Linked DNA regions of Homo sapiens: region 1 is linked to region 2. Evidence: read pairs that join two places in POLR2A ChIA-PET (ENCODE). Cell type or tissue: GM12878. All regions are shown on one strand. Links, peaks and the distances in the headings refer to the core of each region. The heading gives the core; the rest is flanking DNA.

Region 1 (9,200 bases), core at 857-8,856, 120 kb after region 2:
AGTGGGGCTTCCTCTCCTGCAGAGGTGGGGCGGGGGTACTTTTTTTTGGAGACAGAGTCTCGCCGTGTCACCCAGACTGGAGTACAGTGGCGTGATCTCAGCTCACTGAAACATCCTCCTCCCAAGTTCAAGCGATTCTCCTGCCTCAGCCTCCCAAGTACCTGGAATTACAGGTGCCCACCACTATGCCCGGCTAATTTTTGTATTTTTAGTAGAGATAGGTTATCACCATGTTGGCCAGGCTGGTCTCAAACTCCTGACCTCAAGTGACCTGTCTGCCTCGGCCTCCAAAAGTGCTGGGTTTACAGGCATGAGCCACCACACCTCGCTGGGGGGAACATTTGATCTAGTCCCAAATCAGGAGAATCACCCTTCCAAAGCTAGTGACACACACTACTGACATTGCTGAAACAGAAGTTGGCTCTCTGTTTTACTGAAGTTGAAGCTTTAGAGGATATAAGCTTAGCATCTCTGGCAACTATTTCATCATCAGGAGGAAAGACCCTGCTAAAAAGTGGAGTCAAGGAAAAGGAACTCAGAACTGAGAGATGGCAAGAAACTGAGTCCCAATCAAATCAAAGGAGTCCTTATACCCAGCAATGCCTACAATTAGATAAGCCAACGGATACCCTTTTTGGCCTGAGTCAGTCTGAGCTGGGTTTTCTATTTCTTGCTGCTCATGAGTCCTGATACTCATAAGTCAGGGTGGCAAAGAAAACATTAACCAGGAATCAGAGAGGGTGAAGAGAAGGCCATCTAAACATGCACTGGGAATGTGGATCCCATGCTAATGGCTGCGGTTTTGCCAGGACTTAGTAGTTTGCAGGTTGGGTCTGGGTTCTACGAATTAGGTGGATGTAAATAGCAAAGCAGAGACCGCCTGACTCCTAGTCTGTTGCTTTTTCTGCCAAACCCTATTACAAAAGACATCTCTGTAGATCCAAGGTGGGAAAGCATTCTTCATGGGGAAGATTCCAACACAGCAGCATTACATATTTCCCTCCAATTTCATCATCACTAAGGCAACTCTTCCATGCAATAGTCTTTCCTTATCTTCTTCTATCTCTACTAATCTGTATTCCCTGGAAAGTCCTGGGAGAGCAACTGACAGAACCCAGCTATGATGGTTAATATTGAGTGTCAACTTGATTGGATTGAAGGATGCGAAGTACTGTTCCTGGATGTGTCTGTGAGGGTGTTGCCAAAGGAGATTAACATTTGAGTCAGTGGACTGGGAGAGGCAGACCCACCCTCAATCTGGATGGGCACCATCTAATCAGCTGTGAGTGTGGCCAGAATAAAAGCAGGCAGAACATGGAGAGAATAGACGGGTTTAGTCTTCTGGCCTCCATCTTTCTCCCGAGCTGGATGTTTCCTGCCCTTGAACATCAGACTCCACGTCCTTCAGCTTTGGGACTCAAGACTGGCTTCCTTGCTCCTCAGCTTGCAGACAACATACTGTAAGACCTCACTTTGTGATTGTGTGAGTAAATACTCCTTAATAAACTCCCCTTTATATATACATCTCTCCTATTAGTTCTGTCCCTCTCGAGAACCCTAATACACCAGCACTACACACACCTCTGCCAAGCCAAGAAAAAAATGATACAGGGATGTATTCTGCTATTTGGGCTCCCTTGTTGTCATCCTGTATGGCAATTAAGGTAGAGTTCCCACGGTAGCTGAATTCCAATTACCCCTCCACAGTGGGGTCCAAGACATTTGTTATCTGACGAGAGAGATGTAACTGACTATATGATGTCTGAGTTCAGCTGCAAACTGCCGGGTGGTCATTTTGGTGTATTATAGCACGGCATGGAGGATGAGGAGCAAACCCTTTAATTCCTTTCAGAAACTGACAGCCAAAGCCAAACTCTAATTTCCCTCCATGAAACAGGTCAGTTGGGTGTATCCCTAGAATGCAGGAATATGCGTCTCAAATGGGACGTGGGGCTGAAGAACTAAGGTCGGTATAGCGACTGACTTGGCATTTCTCACATCCAGCAAAAGTCATGTTGCCCCCCGGCTGTCATCCTCTGCTCTGCACCTCTTCACCTTCCTTCTGTTAGATAAGAGCACAACCTTCCAGGTAAGGGAGTCACTGTCCTTTCTCTGCCAAGCAAGAGGGGCAAGCCAGTGCCGTGACTGAAATGTGAACTGTGCTGTCTGCCCGTCGGTGAAGACTTGACAGAGGGCTGTGGGAAAACAGGAACCGTGGTCATCTTAAGAACCCACTCAGTGACAGGACTGGGCTCTGTCACTCCCGCTCCCAGGAATTTCCAGGGAATCCAGATGCATGCAACCACTCTGGCACTAGTGCCTAATGGCACTGCTTTTTTTGTTTTGTTTTGTTTTGTTTTTTTTGGGGGGGGGGGGCGGAGTCTCTCTCTGTTGCCCAGGCTGGAGTGTAATGGCGCGATCTTGGCTCACTGCAATCTCTGCCTCCTGGGTTCAAGTGATTCTCCTGCCTCAGCCTCCCAAGTAGGTGGGACTACAGGTGGGTGCCACCATGCCCAGCTAATTTTTGTATTTTTAGTAGAGACGGGGTTTCACCATGTTGGCCAGGATGGTCTCGATCTCTTGACCTCATGATCCACCTGCCTCAGCCTCTCAAAGTGCTGGGGTTACAGGTGTGAGCCACCACGCCTGGCTATGGCACTGCTGTATTTCTACAGGTAAACCCTGTAGATCACTTTTCCTGTAGAGTAGTTAGAAAGCAGTATTAATTAGAGTCACCACAGCTTACCACTACTAAGGTATATTTTGCTCTAATATGGGTTTTTCTATATAAAATAAAACAGAAAAGTTAAATATAATCCTCAATGAGTGTTCTTAACCAAGGAGCACATGCAATTGAAGGCATGATTCAAAGAAATATACTCTGTCACTATTTTTTCACTTTCTGCTTGTTTTTGGTTTTTTTTTTGAGACAGGATCTGTCACCCAGGCTGGAGTGCAGTGGTGTGATCGTAGCTCTCTGCAGCCTCAACCCCCCCCCGCACTCAAGTGATCCTCCTGCCTCAGCCTCCCAGGTAACTGGAACTAAAGGCACATGCCACCGTTCCCAGCTAATTTTTTAAAACATTTTTTGTAGAGATGGAGGTCTCACTATGTTGCCCAGGCTGATCTGGAACTCCTGGGCTTAAGTGATCCTCCTGCCTCGGCCTCCCAAAGTGCTGGAATTACAAGTGTGAGTCACTGCAACCAGCCTGTTTTGTAACTGGTCCTTAAATACCATCAGTCCTCTTCTGACTGGTCCTTAAATACTATCAATCCCTCTTATTCCAATGCAGCTCGTACCAGTTGCCTGTTAAAATTCCATCTTAGTGATTAATGCATGTGAATACGCTTTATAAATTCTAATGCATCACATAAATGTAAAATGTAAATATGCAACCGACTCGTCTCTTGGTCCTGTTGAACATAGAGTTTCACACTTCCAGGAATGGCCCCCTTGTGTCTTTTTGCATTTCTCATCAGATGGAAGCTTGGCTCCTTGCGATGCCTTTAAATCACCTTTTACCCAGATACACAACAGTGAGATCATGCTTAACAGTGTGGAACTGCAAAATCCACACTTCTCAGAACTGTAACTACCAAAAAACACATTGAAACCAGCATAATAAGGTTTTTAAATAGACAAAAAGCACTTCTAGTTTTCATCTAGTTCTCAAAGTAGTACCAGACGGGTGTCACGAAAGATAGAAATGGATTGCTCCAGCCTGGGTGACAGAGCGAGACTCCATCTCAAAAAAAAAAAAAAAAAAAAAAAAGAAGAAGAAGAAATGGATCACTCCAGCTAGCTACGTTGTGCAAGGGTCAGAAGGAAGAGAGACCCCCTGGTTATTTACAGGGATGGAGAGTTATCATAATGGTATGTGGGAAGGAAAGCTGGCGTAAGAATATGCACATAAGTGACATTCCTATCTTGGGTTCCAGAACTCTCCATAAAATAAGGCGTGTAGAGTTTTTTAAATAAAGGGTAATGTTGCCCAGAGATGTTCAGCAGAATGCCTGTTCCTCTCTTTATTTATATCACAAGTTTATGTGGAAAGACATTTACCTTTGAAATCATTGACTGCACTCTCTCCTCCATATCACTCTCATTACTCCTCACTCTCTTTCCTTTCCCTGACTCCAGCAGCAACTCGATTTAACAGCATTTATTTGCTTAATAAAGGGGCTGCAGAAAAGCAAAGGAAAAGGCTTTAAATTTCAAATGCCTCATATTGTGAGTTTCCAAACGTGAGCTTTTGAGCTTCAAAAGCCCACGGCTAAAAGGAATTAGGGCATAAATTCTGCAAAATATAGAAAAATTGCTATTGGGTAGAGACAAGTTCCCACCTCCCTGAACTTTTCCCAGACTGAAAGCATTTCTTGTGTCTGGGAGAAGGGAAGGGGGAAAGAGCAAAGGACTATGGAAGGGAAAAAAGTCAGCTGGGCCTGGAATGAAGGAAGTACACACACCTGCAGTGAATCTTAGAGAGGTATGGAGACTTCGCAGTGGCTTGATCACAGCTCACTGCAGCCTCAACCTCCCAGACTCAAGGGATCCTCCTGCCTCAGCATGCCCCAAATGTCTCCTGGAACAAAAGCTCTTGTGACTTAGCCCAGGAACTTCCTGGAAGCCCAGCTAGCTCCCATTAACATTGAACTCCTTCCCTCCTTATTAACGAGTTAAGGATGCCAGGGAATAAAAACACAAGTTGGGATCATTTTTCTTAAAAGACTCATTCCCGAACCTCAGCATGTACCAGAAGGCTCGTTAAAACACAGATTTCTAGGAGACACCCCCAGAGTTTCTAGTTTCATGGGTCTGCGGTGTGGCCCAAGAATCTGCATTTCTAACATGTTCCCAAGTGATACTGATGCTTTTCCTCTAGGGACCCCATGTTGAGACCCACAACTTTAAATAGAAAGTTTTTTTTAAAAAAAAGACAGGGTTCTTCAGAAAGGTGATGTAACTTAATCAAGGTCACACAGCTCAAAAAGGGTGGAGGCAAAAACAAAATCTGAGTCCTCTCAGTGTCCATGCAGTTCTTTCTCCAGTCCATCTTACTGCTGAGGTTAGACCTCAGATGTCTGCTGCCAGATAGGGTGGGCTGCATGTGCCCAGGTGGCAGCAGAAACCCTGATCCAACCAGCAGTTAACCCTGAGGCTGTGGTGACCAGTCCTAAGCACATGGGGAATTATGGATGCTGGGCAGAGGCTGTGCTCCACGGGAGTGCAAACCGCTCTTCCAAGGGATAACGGACCCCTGCTGCTCCGGTTATTTAAGTTATGTGTTATAGCTCTCAAGGGACGGATTTGTCTTGGTTTTACTCACTTCTCTAGCACCAGTTTTGCCCACTTAGTGCTTTTAAGCTTTATATATCATTATCACATTCTCTGTTCTCCGATCACAGACAGTTTAGCTCTTATTGCTTTAATTTCGCTCCTGGAGGTCTTGTCAGGGGACGACAGGAAAAGTGAATGGTCCTTTGTAAGAGAGAGAATGGGGACTGGGACCCCTAGCATTAGAGAAGAGAATGTTAGGAGCAAACTCCTAGCAAAGGTGAGAGGTGCCCTCCTTTTTCTTCATCTTTTCTTTTTTTTTTTTTTTTTTTGAGACGGAGTCTCGCTCTGTCGCCCAGGCTGGAGTGCAGTGACGCAGTCTTGGCTCACTGCAAGCTCCGCCTCCCGGGTTCAAGCCATTCTCCTGCCTCAGCCTCCCAAGTAGCTGGGACTACAGGCGCCCGCCACCACGCCTGGCTAATTTTTTGTATTTTTAGTAGAGATGGAGTTTCACCGTGTTAGCCAGGACGGTCTCGATCTCCTGACCTCATGATCCGTCCGCCTCGGCCTCCCAAAGTGCTGGGATTACAGGCGTGAGCCACTGCGCCTGGCCTCTTCATCTCCTTTTTTGCACAAAGCAGCACAGTGAGGCAGAAGAACAAGGGCTTTGCAACTCTGATCCCAGCTATCGACTTCTGAGCTGACAACAAGAATATTAATAGTACCAACAGCTAATACTTTTTTTGGGCGGATGAGGTCTTACTCTGTTACCCAAGCTGGAGTTATCCAGTGGTGCAATCATAGCTCACTGCAGCCTCTAACTCCGGGATTCAAGCTATCCTCCTACCTCAGCATCCCAAGTAGTTGGCACTACCAGTGGGAGCCACCATGCCCGGCTACTTTATTTTTTGTAGAGACAGGGTCTTGCTATGTTGCCCAGGCTGGTCTCAAATTCCTGGGCTCAAATTATCCTCCCACCTCTGCCTCCTGAGTAGCTGGGACTACAGGTACCTGCCACAATAGGCAGCTAATTTTTTTTATTTTTTAGAGATGGGGTCTGGCTATGTTGCCCAGACTGGTCTCAAACTCCTAGCCTCAAGCAATCCTCCTGCCTTGGCCTCCCAAAGTGCTTGGATTATAGGTGTGAGCCACCACACCTGGCTGCTGCTTTCACCCTCCATTCATGTACACTCTCCACCTGAGCAATTTTTCTATATTTTGTAGAATTTACCCACTCTCCAAGGTTCACTCTCCAAGCACCTCCCATTCGTCATTACACTGAAATTCTCTCAGCAGCTCTAGGAAGTAGATACTGTTGCTTCTCCATTTTGCAGTTGAGAAAACTGAGACTCAGAGCCATAAAGAGACTATCCAGCTAACACGTGGCAGGACTGGGGGGACTACAGCCTGAGACTGTTCGTCTTCAACATTCCAGACTCTTAAGCTCTCTGCTGGGCTACCTCCCTAGGGAACACCCTCATCTTTGGTAAAAATGCCAAATGAAATCCATTTCCATCCCCCCAAAAAAAGTATTAGCTGTTGGTACTATTAATATTCTTGTTGTCAGCTCAGAAGTCGATAGCTGGGATCAGAGTTGCAAAGCCCTTGTTCTTCTGCCTCACTGTGCTGCTTTGTGCAAAAAAGGAGATGAAGAGGCCAGGCGCAGTGGCTCACGCCTGTAATCCCAGCACTTTGGGAGGCCGAGGCGGACGGATCATGAGGTCAGGAGATCGAGACCGTCCTGGCTAACACGGTGAAACCCCATCTCTACTAAAAATATAAAAAATTAGCCAGGCGTGGTGGCAGGCGCCTGTAGTCCCAGCTACTTGGGAGGCTGAGGCAGGAGAATGGCTTGGTCCAGCATCTGCCATCCCCCTGGCTTTCTCCACCAGGTCTATCTTCTGTATCTCAGCACTGATGAAGACCATTTCCTCAAATCTACACACAGAGAATTGTACTCAAAGCTTGGAAAGGCCTCAATGTCACTGGTCCCATGGTCTTCACAAGTGGTCCTCAAAACCAAGAGGGTCCTAGAGATGTCTTCAGAGCCACTTTGGAGAAGAGGGGGAGGCCAAATATGAGTAGGGCTCCAACCTGCTCCCCCTGCTCCCCACTGCGCCCCAAAACACACACAACAACTGCTTCTATGAAAATGACTCACATTTATCAGTTATATGTGCTGAACTTCAACATAAGATTTTACTTGAAGGGTTCAAGAAAATTAAAAGAAAAAAATAGTTGTAAACCTCAGATTGTGTACAGCCCTCCTAATTTACAGGTGGGAAGTAGGTAATTCATGTGTCTCTACAGCTGGGACACTTTGGGGATCTTTGGGTGACTTACAGAAGGCAGAAACTTAATGTCTGGACCCGAGACTTTTAGGACCCCCCGCTGACCCTTGCCATCTCCTTGGAATAAGTGGCAGAAAATGTTCTGGTCCAAATCTGACTCAAACAACTGTCACACTTTTGACCCCAGCTATCAACTTGCAAGCTGACAACAAGAATAGAAATAGCACTAAGAGATAACACTTATTTAGAAACAGGATGTCTCTCTGTTGCCCAGGCTGGAGTACGGTAAATACATAGTGCTTCAAAAGTCAGATCAAGACTGGGTGCAGTGGCCAAGGCTGTAGGATCATTTGAACCTAGGAGTCTGAGACCAGCCTGGGCAACACAGCGAGGCCCTATCTTTACAAAGTAAAAAATAAAATTATCCAGGTGGGGTGGTCCATGCCTGTAGCCTGAGCTACTCAGGAGGCTGAGCCAGGAGGATTGCTTGAGCCCAGGAGTTCAAGGCTGCAGTGAGCCATGATCATGCTACTGCACTCCAACCTGGGAGAGAGAGCAAAGCAAGACCCTGTCTCAGAAGAAGAAGGAGAAGAAGAAGGATTATCTCCCTTCTCACTCCCCCTTCCACATCCCAAACCATTACCACAAATGCTGACACTGACATGACAAGTGAAGGGTGACTGGAGGAGAGTCGTATGAGAGTCAACAGCACTGTTACATTTGATTTTTAATTTCTGACGGAGGCTTTCCATTTTCCAGCTAGGCTATGATGAGCCATCTTAGAGGTCCAGACCACACACCAAAAATTCTAAACATACTTCCTAATTCTACCTTTCCCAATCTGTAGGGTTGTGGGTGGCAGGGGAAGGGGTAGGGAGGAGGGAGGCAGACGGCACCTTCTGTTTCTGTCTGATTGCCCTTTTCCACTCTACGTGGGAATGGCAGAGGTGCCAATCAAACGATACCACCTATTAGCAGAGCAGGTGACATAAGGAAAGCCAATGAGGTTCTTCCACCCTGGTCTTCAAATCTGGAGCACAAATTACATGAGGATGAAAGGTGCTTAGGCCTCTGTCACCCTTGACAGCATTCTGGAAGGAGAGCCACAAATCCCTCCTGCCAAGATCCCTGGAGCAGCTCTGACTCCCGATGTTGCTGAAGGCTGTGTATTCATCAGCTTCCTGGTGTCCTCACCAATGCCCTTTCGCTATTGTTTAAGTCAGAGTTGATTGCTGCAACTTGTCCTGATAAAAGTGAATAAAATTAACCTTTAGCAAACTTGTCTCCAGATAGAACTTGCCCAGCTCCATTAATTGGGTATCAAAGGATGCAGTTATGCACATCTTGATTCATTTAAAGCTATCGGACTTAGGAAAATGTCAGCTATTAACAAAGGAAGCAAATCTTGAGATGTTTCCCATTCCCCTTGGAATTCACCGTTGAGTCTTAATTTCAAGACCTTGCATATTAGCTAGCTATTGTTGCATAATGAACCACCCTGAAATTCAGTGGGTTAAACAGTAAGAATCTGGAGCTAGGCATGGTGGCTCACGCCTGTAATTCCAGCCCTTAGGGAGGCCAAGGTGGGCGGATCACGAAGTCAGGGGTTCAAGTGAAAGCCTGTCTCTACTAAA
Region 2 (9,200 bases), core at 835-8,834:
AGGTTTCACATCCATCACCGTGTCAAACTTAGCTTGTACATAAAGTTGTTTCAGGGGTCTTAACATGTACGTGTCTGGGCCAGGCACGGTGGCTCACGCTTGTAATCCCAGCACTTCAGGAGGCCAAGGAGAGCAGATCACAAGGTCAGGAGTTTGAGACTAGCCTGACCAACATGGTGAAACCCCATCTCTACTAAAAATACAAAAATTAGCCGGGCTTGGTGGCACATGCCTGTGATCCCAGCTACTCAGGAGGCTGAGGCAAGAGAATTGCTTGAACCCGGGAGGCAGAGGTTAGAGGTTGCAGTGAGCTGAGATCACACCATTGCACTCCAGCCTAGGTGACAGAATGAGGCTCTGTCTCCAAAAAAAAAAAAAAAAAAACAAAAAGTACATATCTGTGTATGGATGGGAAGATGAAGACAGGACTCTGTGAATGGATGGTATTACCGCCATAGTAGGCAGTTGCTTTTTTTTGGATTTTATTTAAGACAGGGTCTCTCTGTTGCCAAGTCTGGAGTGCAGTGGCTCAACCCTGGCCCAATGCAGCTGTGAACTCCTGGGCTCAAGTGATCCTCCTACCTTAGCCTCCTAAGTAATAGGGATCACAGGCGTGAGCCACCGCACCTAATTTTTAATTTTTTGTACAGACAGGGTCTCATTATGCTGCCCAGGCTAGTCTCGAACTCCTGGCCTCAAGGGATCCTTCAATCTCAGCCTCCCAAAGTGCTAGGACCACAAGTGTGAACCACTGAACCCAGTCTCGATTTAATTTGTAAAAAAATCATGCCCTAAATGTCTTTGTCCTTCAGAAGAGGCTACAGTTCAAGGAAACCTTTTCAAGATGAAAGACTACTGAGAAGAGGATAGCCCAGAATGCATTGCCGGAGGTAAAACGTGAAGGTTTTCCTTAGATTGAACCCAGCCCAGCCTTCTCTCTTGAATTTTACAACTTCAGACGTCCGTTCACATTTGTATCTGTTGCCAGCAAATAACAGAAATCCCAGCTCAAACGGTTTAAAATGATAAGGAAAGTGTTTATCCAATTGTCACCAGAATCTTCAAATGAACACATCTAGGTAAGTCCCCCAGAGAGAGCCTGTATCATGTACAGTGGTAGAGAGGGTGGATTCTGGCAGTCTGTCTGGATTTGATATCCTGGCTCTGTCTCTTGTTAATTGTGGAGACTTGGAAAAACATGTTAGCCCCTTTGGCGCCTCCATCTGTAAAATAAGGATAATGCTGGTCCCTCCTTCATAAGATCGCTGTAAGGATTATATGAGCGGATGGTTGAAACCTGCTTAGAATGGTGCCCAGTGCACATAGTGAGTTCCACAGGTGTTTGATTTGCCTCAACCTCCAGAGTAGCTGGGATTCTAGGCGTGCACCACCACAACTGGCTAATTTTTTGTATTTTTAGTACAGGTGGGGTTTTGCTATGTTGGCCAGGCTAGTCTTGAACTGCTGACCTCAAATGATCTGCCTGCCTCGGCCTTCCAAAGTGCTGGGATTACAGGTGTGAGCCACTGTGCCCGGCTAGTGTTTGAGTCTTATTTACCGTTTTAAAGCCCCTCTACACCCAAACCTGGTCTTCCTCCTGAATTTCCCATCCCAGCAAACTGATCATTCTCTATCCAAGACCTGAGACCAAGCTGGGCTACATCCCCCAGTGCCCTGTACTTCTTTCCTATAATATTTATGACAATGCCAATTTAAAATAATTATTTGGATATCATTAGTTTAATGTCTGTCTGCCTCTTCCACTTGACTCTAAGCTCTAAGGCCACTGAGATTTTGTGTAGTTTTCTTCAATGACTGGCACACAGCATTGAATGAATGAATGGATACATGAAAGAGCTCTATTAGAAATTTTAAAGAAGTTACAAAAATTGAAATCCATGATGATATGAAAGAAAAATAATTGTGCTGCTTGGCTTGATGACATAGCAGAAGAAGGTAAAGAAGGATTGTGTGGGCAGCTAGGAATACCTTTGTCTAGGCTGCCTGACTTTTTCTTTAGGATGGTGTGAAAACTGCCTAAAAATGTAATTTGGAGCTGTGGGCTGTATTCTAGGAATTTTTTTTTTTTTTTTTTTTTTTGAGACAGAGTCACTCTGTGGCCCAGGCTGGAGTGCAGTGGTGCCATCTTGGCTCACTGCAACCTCCGCCAAGTGATTCTCCTGCCTCAGCCTCCCAACTAGCTGGCACTACAGGCGCCCGCCACCACACCTGGCTAATTTTTCTATTTTTAGTAGAGACGGGGTTTTGCCATATTGGCCAGGCTGGTCTTGAACTCCTGACTTCAGGTGATTCACCTGCCTCAGCCTTCCAAAGTGCTGGGATTATAGCTGGGAGCCACTGTACCCGGCTGGTACTAGGTATTTCTACCTATCTTCCAGGGAGATTTTAAAGATGGGAAATTGGCTGTTTCCAAGAAGAGAAAGGTTTCCTAGACAAAGTTGCTCAAACATTTCTGAGTCTTCAAGCACCCAACTTTCTCAAGCCCAGGCTCCGATCTCCAGCTACCTTTTGGGTATCCAACTGGATGTTCTTCAGCTCCTCAAACAAATCAAGACAAAAATTGAGCTTATTGGTTTCTCCCCTAAACCTCTTCTTGTGTTTATGCCATTAACATCCACCTAGTCACTTGGCCCTAAACAAGGAAGTCATCCTTGGTTCCTCCCTCTTTCTCAACCTCTTCTTGCAGAGGTGATATTAGATTGGAAGCAGTAACTAGAGCTCTTCATAAAATATCTAGATGGGAGGTAGGGGCAGTTTGCCCCAAAGAGAGGGCCCCCTGTATGGGTTCCCTTCTCTGCCAGACAGAAAACCCAGTGCTCATGGGCAGGGATCTGATCCTGTGCTCCAAACCTGGTCATCCTTCTGGGTTTCCTGTTGCAGAAAATGGCATCACTCTACCCAGACACCGAGACCAGACTGGGCTATATGTCTCAGTGCCCTGTACTTCTTTCTTATAATATTTATGCCAAACATGGCCAGGCACAGTGGCTCACGCCTGTAATCCCAGCATTTTGGGAGGCCGAGGTGGGTGGATCACTTGAGGTCAGGAGTTCAAGACCAGCCTGGCCAACATAATGAAACCTCGTTTCTACTAAAAATACAGAAATTAGCCAGGCGTGATGGTGGGTGCCTGTAATCCCAGCTACTCAGGAGGCTGAGGTAGGAGAATCACTTGAACCCTGCAGGCAGAGGTTGCAGTGAGCCTAGATCATGCTACTGCATTCCAGCCTGGGTGACAGAGCGAGACTCCATCTCTCAAAAAATAAGTAATAGTGTTTATGCCAAATGCAATTTTAAATAATTATTTGGATATCATTACTTTAATGTCTATCTTCCTCTCCCATTTTACTCTAAAGCTCTGAGACCACTGAGATTTTATGTAGCTTGTATGAGGGCTCCTTGTATGAGATGCTTTCTCTGCCAGACAGAACACCCTACACTCATGGGCAGAGATCCAGGAAAGAGAACAGCATCATGAAAACAGGCACAGCACTGAAGATATCCTGGCTCAATTAAGATCCTTTCCATTTGCTTATGGAAATTGAAAGACATTCCAGTTCTGGATTGTATTTCCTTCTCTCCTGGAACAGGCTACACAAAGACGCCCTCATGATCGACTTTTCTCTGTCACATCTTCCGCTGCATCCCAGGGTGGTCCGGGTGATCCAACTTGTAAAAACACTGATCCACACCCACATCATTAATGCACATGCCATGAGGGCAGAAAGGGGCCAGTTTATCTGTGTGGAAGACCAAAGCCTCCAGCATTCAGGAATCTGAGGAGATTCAGGGAGCCCCTTATGTTGTGCCGAGCACACAATTGTGGGATGAAGACCCATCTTTTAGCCACGGCTCATCAATTCTGAGCTTCTGAGACACAGAAGCACTACTTCCTTGTCTCTCTTTGACTCTAGCCCCTTTTGCTTTGGCTACAGTGAGCTTTCTCTCACTTCCCCTAGCATGCTGTACTCATCTCCAGCCCGGGGCTTTACACCATGTTTCTTCTACCTGGAATGTTCACCTGGTTAGGGCCACTCTCCCTGCAGATCTCAGCTCTAACATTACTTCCTCCTGAGGCTTCACTGACCTTTCCAACAAGCTCTAGTCCCCTCCCATGTGCTTTCAAAGGCTTATGTACCTCAGGTGTCAGTTTAAATGTATTTGTGTGATTATTTTACTGATGCCTCTCTCCCACACTAGACTCCAAGTTTCTTGGGACAGGGAACTTATTAATGTATCCCAGACTCTAACATAGCATCTGGCACATAGAGGCACCCCTTACATTTTTTGTTTAATGAATGAATTATTTAATGACAGGCAATTCACTAAGCACTGGACACCCCCAGATGAATCAGATACACAAAATCTTTTCTCAGGAAGCTCACAAACCAGTCAAGGCAATGACAGAAACAAAAAGCTACAACAGTGCCATTAGAGCTTACAGGCAAGAGGAGGGGATTTCTCATTTTTTTTTTCATAGAGGGAATTGGAAAAAGAACAGCAGATGAGCTGAATCTTGATGGATAATGAGGAAGAGAGAATGACCCAGAAGATTAAGAAAAGATACAAGGATGGGAAGATGCTGAAAGTTAAAAATCAAGGGAACGTAACTAGGCATGGTGGCTGGCACCTGTAATCCCAGCACTCTGGGAGGCTGAGGTGGGTGGATCACCTGAGGTCAGGAGTTCAAGACCAGCCTGACCAACATGCTGAAACCCTATATCTACTAAAAAATATATATATATATATATATATATATATACACGTGTATATATATATATATGTACACATATATATACGTGTGTGTGTGTGTGTATATATATATATATATACACACACACGTGTATATATATATATATATATATATATATAAGCTAGGCATGGTGGCAGGTGCCTCTAATCCCAGCTACTCAGGAGGCTGAGGCAGGAGAATCACTTGAATCCAGGAGGTGGAGGTTGCAGTGAGCCGAGATCGCACCATTGCACTCCAGCCTTGGTGACAGAGCAAGAGACTCTGTCTTAAAATAAAATAAAAAATAAAATAAAAATCAAGGGAAAGTTTTCATGTGCTGTCAACAGTCATCCTGGCCACCCTGAATGTTCCCAAGGGGACTGGATATGGAAGGTTTGCAGGAAAACATCAAAGCACCATTTTATCAACAGCTTGACCTGGTGACCCCAGTGCAGAGCTCTGACATGGCTCAGTTGGAGCTTACTGCAAGGGTCTGGAGGCCCCACCTCAGCCCAAATCCTGCACTTGGATCCCCACTACCTTCTATGCGGCTGCAAGATGCCCTCACACTCAATGATCTTCACGCTCAGGCTTTTCGTGGCCAGGGTACAATAAGGACCTTAGTTTGGGAGCTGGCCAGATGGTGTAGGAGAAAAACCAGAGAGGGAGGGGAATGAAAAGGGTTAGGTCTGAGCTTTTTATGAACATCACTGAAACTGACCCAATAGTCAACTAGTTTTTTTTGGATAAACACAGAAATTGATCCTTCTGTTCTTAAAGCTTGAAACTTACATTTGTTGTTTTCTGAGACAGGGTCTCACTCTGTCACCCAGGCTGGAGTGCGGTGGCGCAATCTCAGCTCACTGCAACCTCTGCCTCCCAGGTTCAAGCGAGAGGTGGGATTTGCCATGTTGGCCAGGCTGGTATCAAACTCCTGACCTCAGGTGATCCACCCACCTTGGCCTCCCAAAGTGCTGAGATTACTGGCATGAGCCACCAGGCCCCACTCTTACATTTCTTTTATCTGAGTTTCTTCCTCAGGAAAAGACCTTCAGGCCTCTTTTTAAAAAACTATTAAAGAACTGAAACTCACCAGATCACCACATTCAGACAGCAAAATGTGGGATCCCTCATTCATGAGATTGCTTCCTTGCCCCTCACTATAACTGCTTTTTCACACATTGTTACATTTCTTCCCTGCTATATAAACCCCTTAGTTTTCATTGGTCAGGGAGATGGGTTTGAGAATGAGTTCCCATCTCCTTGGCACTGGATCAAAGCTTTCGTCCTTAGCAATACTGGTCATCTCAGTGATGGGCTTTCTGTGTGGTGAGCAACAGGACCCAGACCAAACCCCCAGTTTTTCAGTAGCATCGCCACCCACTGGTAAACAATGTCTCAAACAAACCTAGCTGGCATTCCATTCCCTCCAAAAGCAGTGAAGAAAGGAATAGGTAGAGAGGGTAAGAGAAGGCAGATAGGTATAGGAAGACAAGAAGAGAAAGGTACTATTCCCTCCATCCCTGACATAGGGGAAATAATGGGGCATGGAGTTAATCTGTTTCTTCTGCCTGATGCAACTTTCCCTTTTGACTTAACTTTTTTGAGACGGAGTCTAGCTTTGTCCTCCAGGCTGGAGTGCAGTGGTGGGATCTTGGCTCACTGTAATCTCCACCTCCCAGGTTCAAGCGATTCTTGTGCCTCAGCCTCTTGAGTAGCTGGGATTACAGAAACCCACCACCACACCCAGCTAATTTTTGTATTTTTAGTAGAGACAGGGTTTCACCAAGTTGGCCAGGCTGGTCTTGAACTTCTGACCTCAGGTGATCTGCCCCCCTCAGCCTCCCAAAGTGCTAGGATTACAGGTGTGAGGCACCACACCCAGCCAATTAACTCTTATTCAAACCTCAAAAGCAAGCACAGGCCAGGTATAATTTGAAGTAGCTCATCAGACCTCTGTGAGGGTCTTCTTACTAAAGACTGTCTCCTCCCAGGGCTTATATCCTGAGGTTTCTGGGCTAAGACAAAGAGCTGTTGCCCTTTACTTCTCCTTTGCACATGGGTACAGGCAGCACTTCATTATATTGAAGAAAATATAGCACCCAGGGTGAGACTTGGAGCTGGCCCATTTCAAACTGTAGCAGTTTTTATTATTTTGATTTTAGATTCAGGGGGTACACGTACAAGTTTGTTACATGGGTATATTGTGCAAGGCTGAGGTTTGGGCCTCTATTAATCCCATCACCCAGATAGTGAACATAGTACCTAATAAGTTTCTCAGCCTTTGCCCCCCTCTTTTCCTCCTTTTGGAGTCACCAGTGTCTATTCTCATTTTTATTTCTGTGGGTACCCAAGATTTAGCTCCCACTTATAAGTCAGAACATGCAGTATTTTGTGTTTTCCGTTTGTGTTATTTCATTCAGGAGAATGGCCTCCAGCTGTATTTATGTTGCTGCAAAGAATATGATTTTGTTCTTTTTCATGGCTGCATAGTATTCCATGATGTATATGTACCACATTTTCTTTATCCAGTCTACCATTGATGGGCACCTGGGTTGATTCCTGCCTTTGGTATTGTGAATACTGCAGCAGCAGATTGTATACAATCAGTCTGCAGGCCCCTCTGTCCTGCCTATTTCTGCCTCAAACTCACTGGCCCTTCAACACTGAAACCCACTATACAAGTTAGGGTCTCGAAGCTGGTTAGTTTCCTATGCAGCCCAGATTCAGCCCTTTTTCTTACTCCTCCCCCAACCTGCTAGTCCACCCTTGTCCTTTGTTCAAGCTTATGTTTGCTTGTTTCCCCATCTTTAGCCATAACCATGCTTTCAGCATCTTTGACACAAGGAGTTGAGCCTTATTTATCTGTATATTATCTCCCATGGCATGAAACTGTTTCCAAATCATTATTTTGCACAATGTAGTGAAGCCCTAATTCTGCTAAAGTTGAGGGACCTTGGGAAAGTTGCTTAACCTGAGATTTCATTGTCTGGCCTCTCTAAAGGGATGATAATGGTCTCATCTCATAGGGCCATTGTAAGAATGAAATGCATTATATGTGCAAAGGCCTAGCTTATGGTTAAAGCACAAAAAGTATTAGCTATTATTAGGCACTCAATCCATGTGTTTATCAAATGAAATAATTAGCAGATCTCCCTTTTTTGAGCTCTGTTTGGCAGCAAATGGATAATGAGTAAATGTTGAGGCTAGGATGGGGAAGGAGAGGGGAAGGCAGAGAGAAGCCCCCAGGTTTCCTTTACCCTAGCCTATTAAGAAAACCTGTCGACTTAGGTTTGGGATTTAGAATAACAGCAGTGAGCAGAAAGATAAACGGGGATATGTCAGTCTTCTCTGAAATCTAGGGCATTAGCTCATTTCCTCTTTAAAATAAAATAGGTCAGCTAAGTGAAATTGTATGCTCAAAGATATGCTGTGTGTATATCTAAGTGTGAATGCATGAGAGAAAAAGCAAGAGATCTAGCCAGGAAGCTTAGAAGGGGAGGGCGCCCTGTACCTGCATCCTTATAACAAGGGTCTCCTTGTTGGATTTCACACTATTCATATCTCCTCACATGGGAATTACAGCCATTCAGCAGGTGAATCGTCTGCTATGGTTTTCTTCTCTCCCCACCGCCACCCCCAGTAGAGCATCCTGGTTGAGAAATAGAGTCAGAAATCTGGCTTCACACCCCAGTTCTGTCACTCACTGGGTGATATTAAACAAGTTACCATAATGTTTGAGCCTCAAGATCTTCATCTGAACAACAGAGTTAGTATTCCTCACACTGGTTGGCAGGTTTTTTTTTTTTTTTTTTTTTTTGGAGACAGAGTCTCCCTCTGTTGCCCAGGCTGGAGTACAGTGGCGCCATCTTGGCTCACTGCAACCTCCACCTCCGGGATTCAGGCGATTCTCCTGCCTCAGCTCCCAAGTAGCTGGGATTACAGGCGCGTGCCATCACGCCCGCCTAATTTCTGTATTTTTAGTAGAGACGGGGTTTTCACCATGTTGGCCAGGCTGGTCTTGAACTCCCGACCTCAGGTGATCTGCCCGCCTCGGCCTCCCAACGTGCTGGGATTACAGGCGCGAGCCACCGCGCCTGGCCGGCATTTGTATTAAGTGACTTCACACATATAAACTGATGTGCACTCAGGAGGTGTTAAAAATAAAACGGCGACTGCTGGTAGCCGCGGCAGTAAGAGCAGTAACCATCACGGTAGTGGTAGTAATACCAAAAGTAGTGGTGGCAATAATAGTAATAGTAGCAGCAGCAGCAGCAATACTAAAGGTAGTAATAGTAGTAACGTAGCGGCAGTCAGAGTAATAAAATAGAAGCAGCAGCAACAGTAGTTATCATGGTAGTAATGGAGATAGTAGTACGAAGGGTTACTGGATCGAGTTGTCCAGGTTCTTGGCGTATTGAACAACACAGACAGTAACAAAAGAACG

The links. Peaks named below come from ENCODE experiments on the same cell type or tissue, not always from the same donor. Only the 100,000 strongest peaks of a DNase experiment are listed, where the experiment ranks them.
Region 1: POLR2A ChIA-PET joins it to region 2 with 7 read pairs; 2 of 35 experiments call an interaction of 5 or more read pairs at or near these places.

What each region holds. Positions count from the first base shown.
Region 1 is chr16:16,864,223-16,873,422 of GRCh38, reverse strand. LOC124903653 (a long non-coding RNA gene) reads right to left here and starts at 1,033. Exons shown (of 2, transcript XR_007065007.1): 1 at 1-1,033. RefSeq lists an enhancer at 3,934-4,433. In GM12878, for the core only: no CTCF peak of the experiment used is centred there; no DNase peak of the experiment used is centred there.
Region 2 is chr16:16,983,930-16,993,129 of GRCh38, reverse strand. No RefSeq gene overlaps it. Among named protein-coding and RNA genes, the nearest start is that of XYLT1, 480 kb to the left of the region's middle. In GM12878, for the core only: no CTCF peak of the experiment used is centred there; a DNase peak (open chromatin) is centred at 3,962.